Regions from separate parts of the Homo sapiens genome. Here region 1 is linked to region 2. The links are chromatin contacts, found by Hi-C or POLR2A ChIA-PET in ENCODE. All regions are on one chromosome and are shown on one strand. The core of a region is the stretch at or near the end of the contact, and the rest is flanking DNA. Distances in the headings are between cores, read along the strand shown. Region 1 has its middle 22 kb from the start of RLF. Region 2 has its middle 25 kb from the start of MYCL.

Region 1 (5,398 bases), core at 2,058-4,557, 210 kb after region 2:
CCACATATAAATGAATAAAGTTAAAACCCTACCTTATACCATATACAGTAATTAATTCGAAGACCTAAAATAATTAGATCAAAGACCTCAAATAAGAGCTAAAACTATAAAACTTTTAAAAGAAAACATAACGTTGTTTATAACGATTGTTCATAACGTTGGATTTAGCAGTGATTTCTTGAATATGACACCAAAAGCACAGGCAACAAAAGTGAAAATAGATAAAACTATGCTCTAGGCTGGGCGCTGTGGCTCACGCCTGTAATCCCAGCAATTTGGGAGGCCGAGGCGGGCGGATCACCTGAGGTTGGGAGTTCAAGACCAGCCTGACCAACATAGAGAAACCCTGTCTCTGCTAAAAATACAAAATTTAGCCAGGTGTGGTGGTGGGCGCCTGTAATCCCAGTTACTCAGGAGGCTGAGATGGGAGAATCGCTTGAGCCTGGGAGGCGGAGGTTGCAGTGAGCTGAGATCGTGCCATTGCACTCCAGCCCGGGCAACAAGAGTGAAACTGTCTCAAAAAACAAACAAACAATGCTCTAAAGGACACAATCAGGGTAAAAAGGCAACCCACAGAATGAGAGAAAATAATTGCACTCCTATATCTGATAAGGGGTTAATATCCAGAATATACAGAGAGTTCTCACAGCAAAACAAACAACCCAATTAAAAATTGGGCAAATAAGCTGGGCACAGTGGCTCACGCCTGTAATTCCAGCACTTTGGGAGGTTGAGGCAGGAGGATCATGAGGTCAGGAGATCGAGACCATCCTGGCTAGCACAGTGAAACTTTGTCTCTACTAAAAATGCAAAAAAATTAACCAGGCATGGTGACGTGCACCTGTAATCCCAGCTACATGGGAGGCTGAGGCAGGAGAATTGCTTGAACTGGGAGGTGGAGGTTGCAGTGAGCTGAGATCACACCACTGCACTCCAGCCTGGGCAACAGAGCAAGACTCCGTCGCAAAAAAAAAAAACAAAAAAAACAAAAAGGGCAAAGAGCTTGAATAGTTATTTCTCCAAAGAAGATATGCACATGGCCAAAAAGCACATGCAAAGATGTTTGACATCACTAATCATTAGGGAAACGCAAATCAAAACAACGAGCTACAATCTCATACGCATTAGGATGGCCACTATCAAAAATATGAAGAAAATAACAAGTTTTGGTGAGGATGTGGAGAAATCAGAATCCTTGTGTACTGTTGATGGGAATGAAAAATGGTGCAGCTGTTGGCTGGGCGCGGTGGCTCACACCTGTAATTCCGGCACTTTGGGAGGCCAAGGCGGGTGGATCACCTGAGGTCAGGAGTTTGAAACCAGCCTGGTCAACATGGTGAAACCCCATCTCTACTAAAAATACAAAAATTAGCTGGTCGTGGTGGCGGGTGCCTGTAATCCCAGCTACTCGGGAGGCTGAGGCAGGAGAATCACTTGAACCCGGGAGGCGGAGGTTGCAGTGAGCCAGCATCACGCCATTGTACTCCAGCCTGGGCAACAAGAGCAAAACTCTGTCTCAAAAAAAAAAAAAAAAAAAAAGAAAGAAAAGAAAAGAAAAGAGAGAAAAATGGTGCAGCTGCTATGGAAAACAGTATGGCAGTTCCTCAAAAAATTAAACATAAAATTTTCATATGATCCAGCACTGATACTTCTGGGTATATATCCAAAAGAATTGAAGGCAAGGTCTTGAAGAGTTATTTGTACACCCATGTTCAGAGCAGCATTATTCACAATAGCTGAAACATGGAAGCAACCCAAATGTCCATCAACAGATGAATGGATAAGCAAAATAGGATATATCCATACAATGGAATATTATTCCACCTTAAAAAGGAAGGAAATCCTGACATATGCTATACCATGGATGTAGCACCTTGACAACATTACGCTAAGCCAGTCACAAAAAGACAAATACTGTATGATTCCACCTATATCAGGTACTTAGTAGTCAAATTTATAGACAGAAAGTTGAATAGTGGTTGTTAGGGGCTGGGGAGAAGGGAAATGGGGAGTTGTTTAATGGGTATAGAGTTTTAGATTGCAAGATAAGAGTTTTGGAGATTGGTTGCACAACAATGCAGATGTACTTAACACTATTGAACTATATGCTTAAAAACGGACAGGTTGGTAAATTTTATTTTATGTATATTTTGCCACAATTAAAAAATGGTTTTGAATAATTTCACACTTAGAAAAGATTTGCAAGATTAGTACAGAGAATCCTGAAGAATCTCCACCAGAGGCATTTTATCATATTTGCCTCCTTATCTCTTTATTTCTCTCTCTCTCTTTCCATATATATATACACACACACACACACACACACACACACACACACACACACATAAATATACACGAATTTACACCTAGTAGTTTTAGCATCCATTAATGATTCTTGCCTGGATTATTACTATAATGGCCACCAAATAGAGATTTTCCTATGTCCATTGTTTCTTCTACATTTATTACTTGAATTCTATAGTAAAGTATCATTTCCTTTCCCGTATCCTCTTTTTTTTTTTTTTTTTTTTTTGAGACCAAGTCTTGCTCTGTTGCCCAGGCTGCAGTGTAGTGGCGAGATCTTGGCTCACTACAACCTCCGCCATCCAGATTCAAAAGATTCTCATGCCTCAGTCTCCTGAGTAGCTGCGACTACAGGTGCACGCTGCCACACCCAGCTAATTTTTGTAATTTTAGTAGAAATGGGATTTCACCATGCTGGCCAGGCTGGTCTCAAACTCCTGACCTTAAGTGATCTGCCTGCCTCAGCCTCCCAAAGTGCTGTGATTACAGGCATGAGCCACTGGACCTGGTCTCCTGTATCCTTTTTAATTAATTTTTTATTTATATTAGTGTGGGCTTAAGGATTCCCAATTTATTCAATAAGTTATAATTCCTTACAATCATAATTTACTTTGATGACTAGATTGTCCCTGATTTGGCCAGTGGGAGCCTCTTTACACTGGCTCCTGTGTTCTTTTGACATTTCTCATCTGTATTAGTTTGCTATGCCTGCTGTAACAGTGTACCACAAACTCGGTGGCTTAAAACAGCTGCAGTTCTCATGGTTCTGAAGTCCAGACATTCAAAATCAACTTCACTGGGCCCAAATCAGGAATATTAACACGGCCATGCTTCCTCTGGGCTCTAGGGGAGAATTCGTTCCTTGCCTCTCCCAGCTTCCAGCTGGCACTTGGCTTGTGGCTGCACCACTCCAGTCTCTGCCTCCTGCCTTCTCCTTTTGCGTAATCTCTCTCTGCCTCTCTCTTACAAGGATACTTGTGTTTGCATTTAAAGTCCACTTGAATAATCCAAGACAATCTCCCCATCTCAAGTTCCTTGATCATATCTCTAAAGATCCTTTTTCTGTATATGATAATATTTACAGATTCCAGAGATTAGAGCTTCAGGGGCCATTACTTAGCTTACTACATCCTCATTCTTTGAATACTTCCTTTCTTCCTGAACCAGTAAGATTTTTCACTGCCCTAGTCATGAAATCAGCCATTTCTCTAAGAACTTTTGGTTTCTTTTTAGTGAAGAATGATACTTGGAAGTCAAGATGTAGATGCTAGGTGCACTCATTGCTATGGGTGTGTCGGTCTTGCAAGTCCTTTCAGTAGGACAAGGAAACAAGATATCAACTAGGAAAAATATGTCTGGACACACACACACACAATCATACGTATGATGTACATTCCGAAGTACTGTAGTGGAGTTGGCTCATATGGACTTGCAAAAGCTGCTTGTTAAATATTCAGGAACTTTGCGGGTGGCTGTGAAACTAGTATTATTTCATGCTGGGAGTATTTACACCGTGGAAATCAGCAAATGCTACAAATTAGTGTGTTTTGAAAAACCAAAAAGCCACTATACATATCATAAACACACACATCTACTCTTCTGTCTCTCTTTGTATATCATATATAATATTCACACACACACACACCCTATAGGCTCACACCTCTGACTCTAATTACAGGGTTTGTTCTAGTCTTTCCCCTTTTCATACTTATTGTCTCCAAGAGTAAGAAACCTGGCTCTCACTATTCTCAATATATTTTCTTATTTGCTCAATCTCCTGACCACATGGGCCATCTCCTTGGCCCCATTCTTACTGACCCTGACCTTGAGCTGCAGGCTTTGCCATGACCCTGCCATTCCTGACCATGAGAACCATTTATTTGGCTCTGAACCTAGTTGTCCTGACCTTGTAAGCTACTACCTCAGCCCCAGACCTGCCAGCCCAGATCACCAGAGTCTCCTTGGCCCAGGCTCCACCAGCCCTAAACTCACTTAAACAACTCTTGGCCCCAGCCCTACACATTTTCTTGTTTGTCTATTCTTCCAATTAAAAACGCCCACTTCGTCATTGTTTTTAACTGCCTGATGTTGAGTGGTCAATTTGATTTTTTCACATGGTTGGGTTAAAGACAGGGTTGCCAGATAAAATACAGGATGACCAGTTAAGTTGAATATGGGACATACATACTTATATTTAAAAATTATTTATTGTTTATGTAACTCCAAACTTAACTGGATGCCTTGTGGTTTTATTTGCTAAATCTGGCAATGCTAGTTAGAACTACAAATAAGTGGCCAGGCGCAGTGGCTCACGCCTGTAATCCCAACACTTTAGGAGGCTGAGGTGGGCAGATCACCTGAGGTCAGGAGTTCGAGGCCAGCCTGGCCAACAAGGTGAAATCCTGTCTCCACTAAAAATACAAAAATTAGCTGGGCGTGGTGGCAGGTGCCTGTAACCCCAGCTACTCGGGAGGCTGAGGCAGGAAGAACTGCTTGAACCCGGGAGGTAGAGGTTGCAGTGAGCTGAGATTGTGCCACTGCATTCCAGCCTGGGCAACAGAGCGAGATTCTGTCTCAAAAAAAAAAAAAAAAAAAAAAGAACTACAAGTAAGCATCCTTTAATCCTTCTAATCAGTCCCTGGGTCATCTGAAATACTATACTCAAGTCTGTAACCAAAGACCTCCCTGCACACAATGGGCTCCCAGTGCTTCCTGTACCAAGACCTATTACCTCATACCTCGACAGTCCCACTTTCTGTGCAATAACTTTTCCCCACCCCTGGCCTGCTCAAACTGTTTTTGCTCCCCTCCAAACAACAATCAGAGTTGTAGACAACACAGTTTAGTATACAACTAGAGCATTTGGTTTACTAATTAGCTCTTGTATTTTTATCTTGGAATACTCATAAAAGAGATAAGGCAGCCTCATCAATCCTCCAGGAAGCTTTCCCTTGCTAGATGCCAGTAGTCTCCACACCACAGCATTCTTTTCATTTCTTTCCCATTGTTCTTACCATCTTATATTGCAAACCATCTGTTTAATAGGTTTTGTTATGGACTCATCTACAGGGTAGAATGTTAAGTGTTTGTTTGT
Region 2 (5,481 bases), core at 1,857-4,356:
GCTCAGGCAATCCTCCCATCTCAGCCTCCTGAGTAGTTGGGACCACAAGCACACACCACTACGCCTGGCTAATTTTTTGTATTTTGGTAGAGACAGGGTTTCACCATGTTGCCCAGGCGGGTCTCAAACTCCTGAACTCAAGTGATCTGCCCTCCTCGGCCTCTCAAAGTGTTGTGATTACATGTGTGAGCCACCCAGCCCAGCCTTATTTAGTTATGATTCTTGATTGCCTGATTTTTAAAATGTTGCTTTCTGGAAATAATCTCCTTCTCCTTCTCCTTCTTAACAAGGTCTTGCTCTGTTGCCCAGGCTGGAGTGCAGCTGTGCCATCATAGCTCACTACAGCCTCAAACTCCCTGGCTAACTGATCATCCCACCTCAACCTCCTGAACAGCTGGAACTACAGGGATCTACTACGTTACCCAGGCTGGTCTTGAACTTCTGGGCTCAAGCAATCTTCCCACCTCAGCCTCTCAAATTGCTGGGATTACAGGCGTGAGCCACCACACCTGGCTCTGAGACATCTAATGAAAGATTTCTCAAACATGTCAGAATGAGCTGGTTATGCCATCTGAGTCCCCTGAACCAAGGAAAAGATTTGTAGGCCTTTAGGTTTGCATAACTGGAGGTTAGAGGGCAGAAGTTAGTAACTGGGTGGAAGAAGTGTTTATCTCACCTGAAAGTAGAGTGGAGATGGAGAGAAGGGGCAGACAGGGGACAGGTATTTAGAAGGAAGAACTGATAGGATGTGGGGTCTGGAGGAGAGAGAGGAGACAAGGTTGACTCTTGGGTTTCTGGCCTGGGAGAATGGGTGGAAGGAGGAGCCATTCACTGAACTGAGGATCCAGAGGAGGAGAATGGGCTTGCTTTTAGCTATGTGGGGTCTGCAAGTCTGGGTCAGCAATGAGGAGATCAGTGGAATATTGGGGCTCTGGTGCTCAGGAGAGGAAGCTGGGCTTAAGATTCACCATTGGTAAGACAGAGGCTCTGGGGAGTGGTAAAATCACCCTCACTGAGCTGTCTGCAAAGAGCCAGAGGCCTAGGATGCACAGTGAGGATCCATTTGTATTTAAGGGATTAAAGATGTGTGGCCAGGTGCGGTGCCTCAGGGCTGTAATCTCAGCACTTTGGGAGGCTGAGGTGGGTGGATCACCTGCAGTCAGGAGTTCAACACCAGCCTGGCCAACATGGTGAAACTCCAGCCTAGGCAATGAGAGCGAAACTCTGTCTCAAAAAAAAAAGAGGTTATGGGGTCTGGGCACAGTGGCTCATGCCTGTAATTGCAACACTTTGGGAGCCAAGGTGGGTGGATGGCTTGAGTCCAGGAGTTCAAGACCAGCCTGGGCAACATGGTGAAATTCTGTCTCTACAAAAAATACAAACTAAATTAGCTGGGAGTGCTGGCACACGCCTGTAGTCCCAGCTACTCAGGAGGCTGAGGTGGGAAGATCACCTGAGCCCAGGCGGATCACCTGAGCTGAGGCTGCAGTGAGCTGTGATGGTACCACTGCACTCCAGCTTAGGTCACAGTGAGGCCCTGTCTCCAAAAAAAAAAAAAAAGTTTTTAAGGAATTGGAAGAAAGTTAAAGGAGGAGGAGAGGAGCCCAAAAGACTGCAGGTCCAGCTGCCCCACAGGTGGCCTTAGCCTCCATCCTGCTGGGCTGGACCTATTCCCAAAACCTTACTACAGAGGCAGACTGAGGAACAGTTGGGAAGGAGGGATTCTGACCAGAGCCTGCTGTCATCAGATAAAGTGTGAGGTGGGACAAGATTCTAGGCAAGTTCAGGATACCTAAGTGCCCTTCAGCAGCTCCCTCCTGCTCTCCAGGGCCACTTAGTGGGCCTCTGGGACACTGCTGAGAAGGGAAGCTGAGAAGAAGGCCCCAACTGGGCCCCACTGGTTAGAGAGTGAGCAAACAGGACACCCAGGACATTCTTCTCAGCTGTGGGGAAGTTGGGAGGCCAGATGTACCCAGGGCTGCCATACTAGCTCCTCAGACTGCCCCCAGTGAGACATCAGGCTGGCTGCAGGCCAGGGTAGTGAGCTCCACTCCTTGTGGCCATGACGCATGGAGATCATCATTGACAGAAGCCAGCATCTTGCTTGGGAGCTGGAGATCTGGGCTGAGTAGGGCTGCACATGCAGCATGCATTGACTTTCACTATATGCCAGACACTCTCATACATGTTCTGTCTAATCCTCATGAAAAACCTAGGAAGCTAATACAATTTCCCCCATTCTACAGAAGAGAAAACTGAGGCTCAGAGAGCACAAGTCCCAAGCCAAGGATTCACAGCTGGTGACAGGCATAGTTGGGAGGACAAGCCTGGAGTTCAGGCTCTGTGTCTCTGGTTTTCCCTGGGGTGGCCCCACTTCTGCAACGGCCTCTTGCCTCCCTGACACCTGGATGTCTTTCTAGCCTTCACCCTCTCTCACACTCATCCTCCAAATCATCACCAAGTCCTGTCAGCCCTCCCCTTCTACAGATCTTGCGTCTGTCCCCTTCCCTCTACCCCTGGCTCACTCGCCCAGCTTGTGCTTCATGGTCTCCTGCCCTGGCTATGACGTCAGCTTCCTCCTTGGTCTCCCTGCCTGCCAGTTCTCCCACCTCCACCCTGCCCCATCTCTCCTCCACATCAGCAGCCAGAGGGCCCTTCTAAAACACAAGTCTGACCTTCTTAGTGCCTGCTAATGATATCCCATTGTTCTCTGGCTAAAGTTCAACTTCCCGCACAGGTCACCAGGTTCTGTGGGCTCTTGTCACTGACCTCAGCAGCCTCATGCTGACTGCTCTGCTGGCCTGCTGTGCACTCTCACCAAACAGAATGCTGACTCTCCCTCCTGGGAACAGGCCCTGGGCTGGGCCTTCTTGCCTCTGGGCCTTCGTTCCCATCACCGACCCTGCCCACCACAGTCTCTCTCACCCATCTCTGATGACTGAAGTTCTGGCCACCCTTCAAAGCCCAGCTTCATGGAGTGCCTTTTGGCCAGAGCTCGGTGTGCCTTGGATTAAAGTTCTTTGCGTTCCTCTCTCTCTCCCCTACTGAGCAGTTTGAGCTCCTGTGTGTCCCTTCTTCTGTGCCCGGCGTGGTACCTGATATGCTGAGGAGTTCTGAGAGTGTGTGGAGGGGGCACCTGAGCCTCTGTCTCCCGTCCCCTTCATCTCTGGCTCCTTGCCCTAATCTGGATCTGTTCCAGCAGCAGCAGCAGTTCCAGGTTTGGCTCCTGGCTCAGCATCAACTTCGATTCTAGCTCTGACCTGCCTCAAGCTGTAGTTCCAGCCCCTAGCCTGGCACCAGCTTTGGCTCAATATCCAGGACTAATGTGGGCTTAGCCTATGGCATTGGGACCAAACTTATAACCCATCTGTTTGCCTCTCTCCTGAGCCCAGTGCCTGGGCTCAAGTTTCCTGCCTCAGTGCTCCCCACTTAGGGGGAGGCAAGGAGGCAGAGGCCCAGAACAGAGCCCCATCCAGCCAGGGATCCTTACCCCTGCCCTGGGGTCGCCTGGCTGCAGCATCCCAGCCCAACTCTAGGGTGCTGGCCAGTGCTGTAGGAACAGGTAGTCCCTGGTCCAAAGTAAGACCTTACCATTTACAGTCTGTGAGGCTTTGAGCACTTCCTTGGACTCCAGTTCTCTTGTTTATAAAATGGGATAATATTTGGTATGAGAATGACAGGAGACAATGCTGTGGAGCTCTGGGTACAGTGCTTGGCACAGAGTAGATGTCAATAACCGTGAGGGCCTTTCCTCTTTACTGTTTTCCCGGCCCGTTGGGTCAGCTCCTGTGGGTTCCCTGTACATTCCCCAGTGCCTGTTGCATAAGGGCTTTTCCTGCCACTGTGACATTGGTAGGCCTGGCCCAGCCTTGATTCCAGGCTGCTGGCTGTGACTGTTGTCCCTAGGGCATCTTGGGCAGGGCTGAGGCATCACACTGGATCTCCTGCCCAGAACTCCATGTCCTCAATGTCAGGGGCAAAGATAGGTCCATGAGGTAGTGGGGGAAAGGTTGGTCTCCCTTCTTTGCTGTGGGCTGAGGATATGTATTTGAGTTGGGGAGGTAGGAGTGCTTCCTTCTCCCCTCTAACTGCACAGCTGAGTCTCTGCCCCATCAAAGCTCTGAAGACAAGGGTTCCTATGAATATGAGAACTTGGAGATCCTTGCCCCCCAAACATAGGAACCAATATTGATGGGGGTCTGGGTGTAATGTTAGGTGAGTGTTTGGGTATGGATGTATGTGTGGGATGTGTACATATGGTATGGTGTGTCATGAGTGGAAGCATGTTAGACTATCATGTGTGTAGTGTGTAGATGTCTGTATGTAATGTGGGTGTCAGGGTGGGTGTCTCTATGTGTGATGTGGGTAGTGATGTGGGTACATGTATCTACATGTAGCATATGTGTAGTGTGTGTGACTTTTGTGTGTGAATAACTGTATAACTGTATATCTGGAGATAGATGAGGACCTGGGTATGTGGTATAAGCCGGGGGTCCTCAACCCCTGGCCTGCAGACTGGTACCGGTCTGTGGTCTGTTAGGAACCAGGCTGCACAGCAGAAGGTGAGTGGTGGGTGAGCGAGCATTACCACCCGAGCTCTGCCTCCTGTCAGAGCAGTGGCTGCGTTAGATTCTCATAGGATCGCGACCCCTATTGTGAACTGCACTTGCAAGGGATCTAGGCTGCACGGTCCTTATGAGAATCGAACTAATGCTTGATGATCTGAGGTGGAACAGTTTCATCCTGAAACCATCCTCCCGCACCCCAGTCTGTGGAAAAATTGTTTTCCATGACACCAGTCCCTGGTGCCAATAAGGTTGGGGACCACTTGTGTCAACAATATGTTTGGTGTGTCTGCATGTGATGTGCATCTTTGGGAGAGGGGACAGGAGCCACTGGGAGCTGGAGGGCTTTGCCAGTTGGTGGACAGGTGCTAGAACATTTGAGATTCCCTGCTGAACTCTCTGAGGTGACGTGGGCCAGGGTCATTGTCCACTTGCTGCAGGAGCAGAGAAGGGCAGTGGAAGCAGAGCCACGGGGGTTGAGTTCATTCCTCCAGAATGCCAGGCACCCTGTGCCCAGCCAGCTGCCTTGCCCTGATGTCTGCAAACACATCAGGGAAATAAACACAACCTTTGGAAGTCCTGGTGATGTGTCTGGGGAGGAGCTCCAGCTGGCAGTCCATACGGGCTCTATTCCCTTCCCCACTGCCCTGCCATTGACCAGTGGCTGAGGCTGGTGGGGCCAATGGCCTTAATGCCACTAGCCAGTCCTAGACTCTTATCTCAGCACTTTAGCTAAGCTCCAGAGCTTCCAGGACCTCCTTGCTAAGGGGAGTTGTCCTAATTGCAAATCAGCGTTTCTTGGACCTTTAGGCCTGTGAGGGAGGAGAGTTTAGGGACTTCTAGGGCCAAGCCATACCCAAGCTGCCTCCTCTACCGAAGAATCTAATTTTAGCCCAGGCTGGCCCCCCAGTGCTCC

Evidence for each region. A loop is a pair of places that touch in the nucleus more often than their neighbours do. ChIA-PET counts read pairs that join two places held with the same protein, here RNA polymerase II (POLR2A). Pooled maps may share reads with other maps.
Region 1: a loop to region 2 is called in a map of CD4-positive, alpha-beta T cell, with 2.8 times the contacts of the local background. The contact joins two enhancer-like sites. A Hi-C loop is called at or near these places in 2 of 168 maps with a recorded cell type or tissue (CD4-positive, alpha-beta T cell and CD8-positive, alpha-beta T cell) and 1 of 50 pooled maps. POLR2A ChIA-PET finds 5 or more read pairs at or near these places in 1 of 52 experiments (activated T-cell).

Annotation. Positions count from the first base shown.
Region 1 is chr1:40,137,069-40,142,466 of GRCh38, forward strand. No RefSeq gene overlaps it. Among named protein-coding and RNA genes, the nearest start is that of RLF, 22 kb to the right of the region's middle. Within about 2 kb of position 3,308, at least 4 of the 41 ENCODE cell types and tissues checked have a DNase peak (open chromatin) inside an H3K27ac peak, as active enhancers do.
Region 2 is chr1:39,923,890-39,929,370 of GRCh38, forward strand. No RefSeq gene overlaps it. Among named protein-coding and RNA genes, the nearest start is that of MYCL, 25 kb to the left of the region's middle. Within about 2 kb of position 3,107, at least 6 of the 41 ENCODE cell types and tissues checked have a DNase peak (open chromatin) inside an H3K27ac peak, as active enhancers do.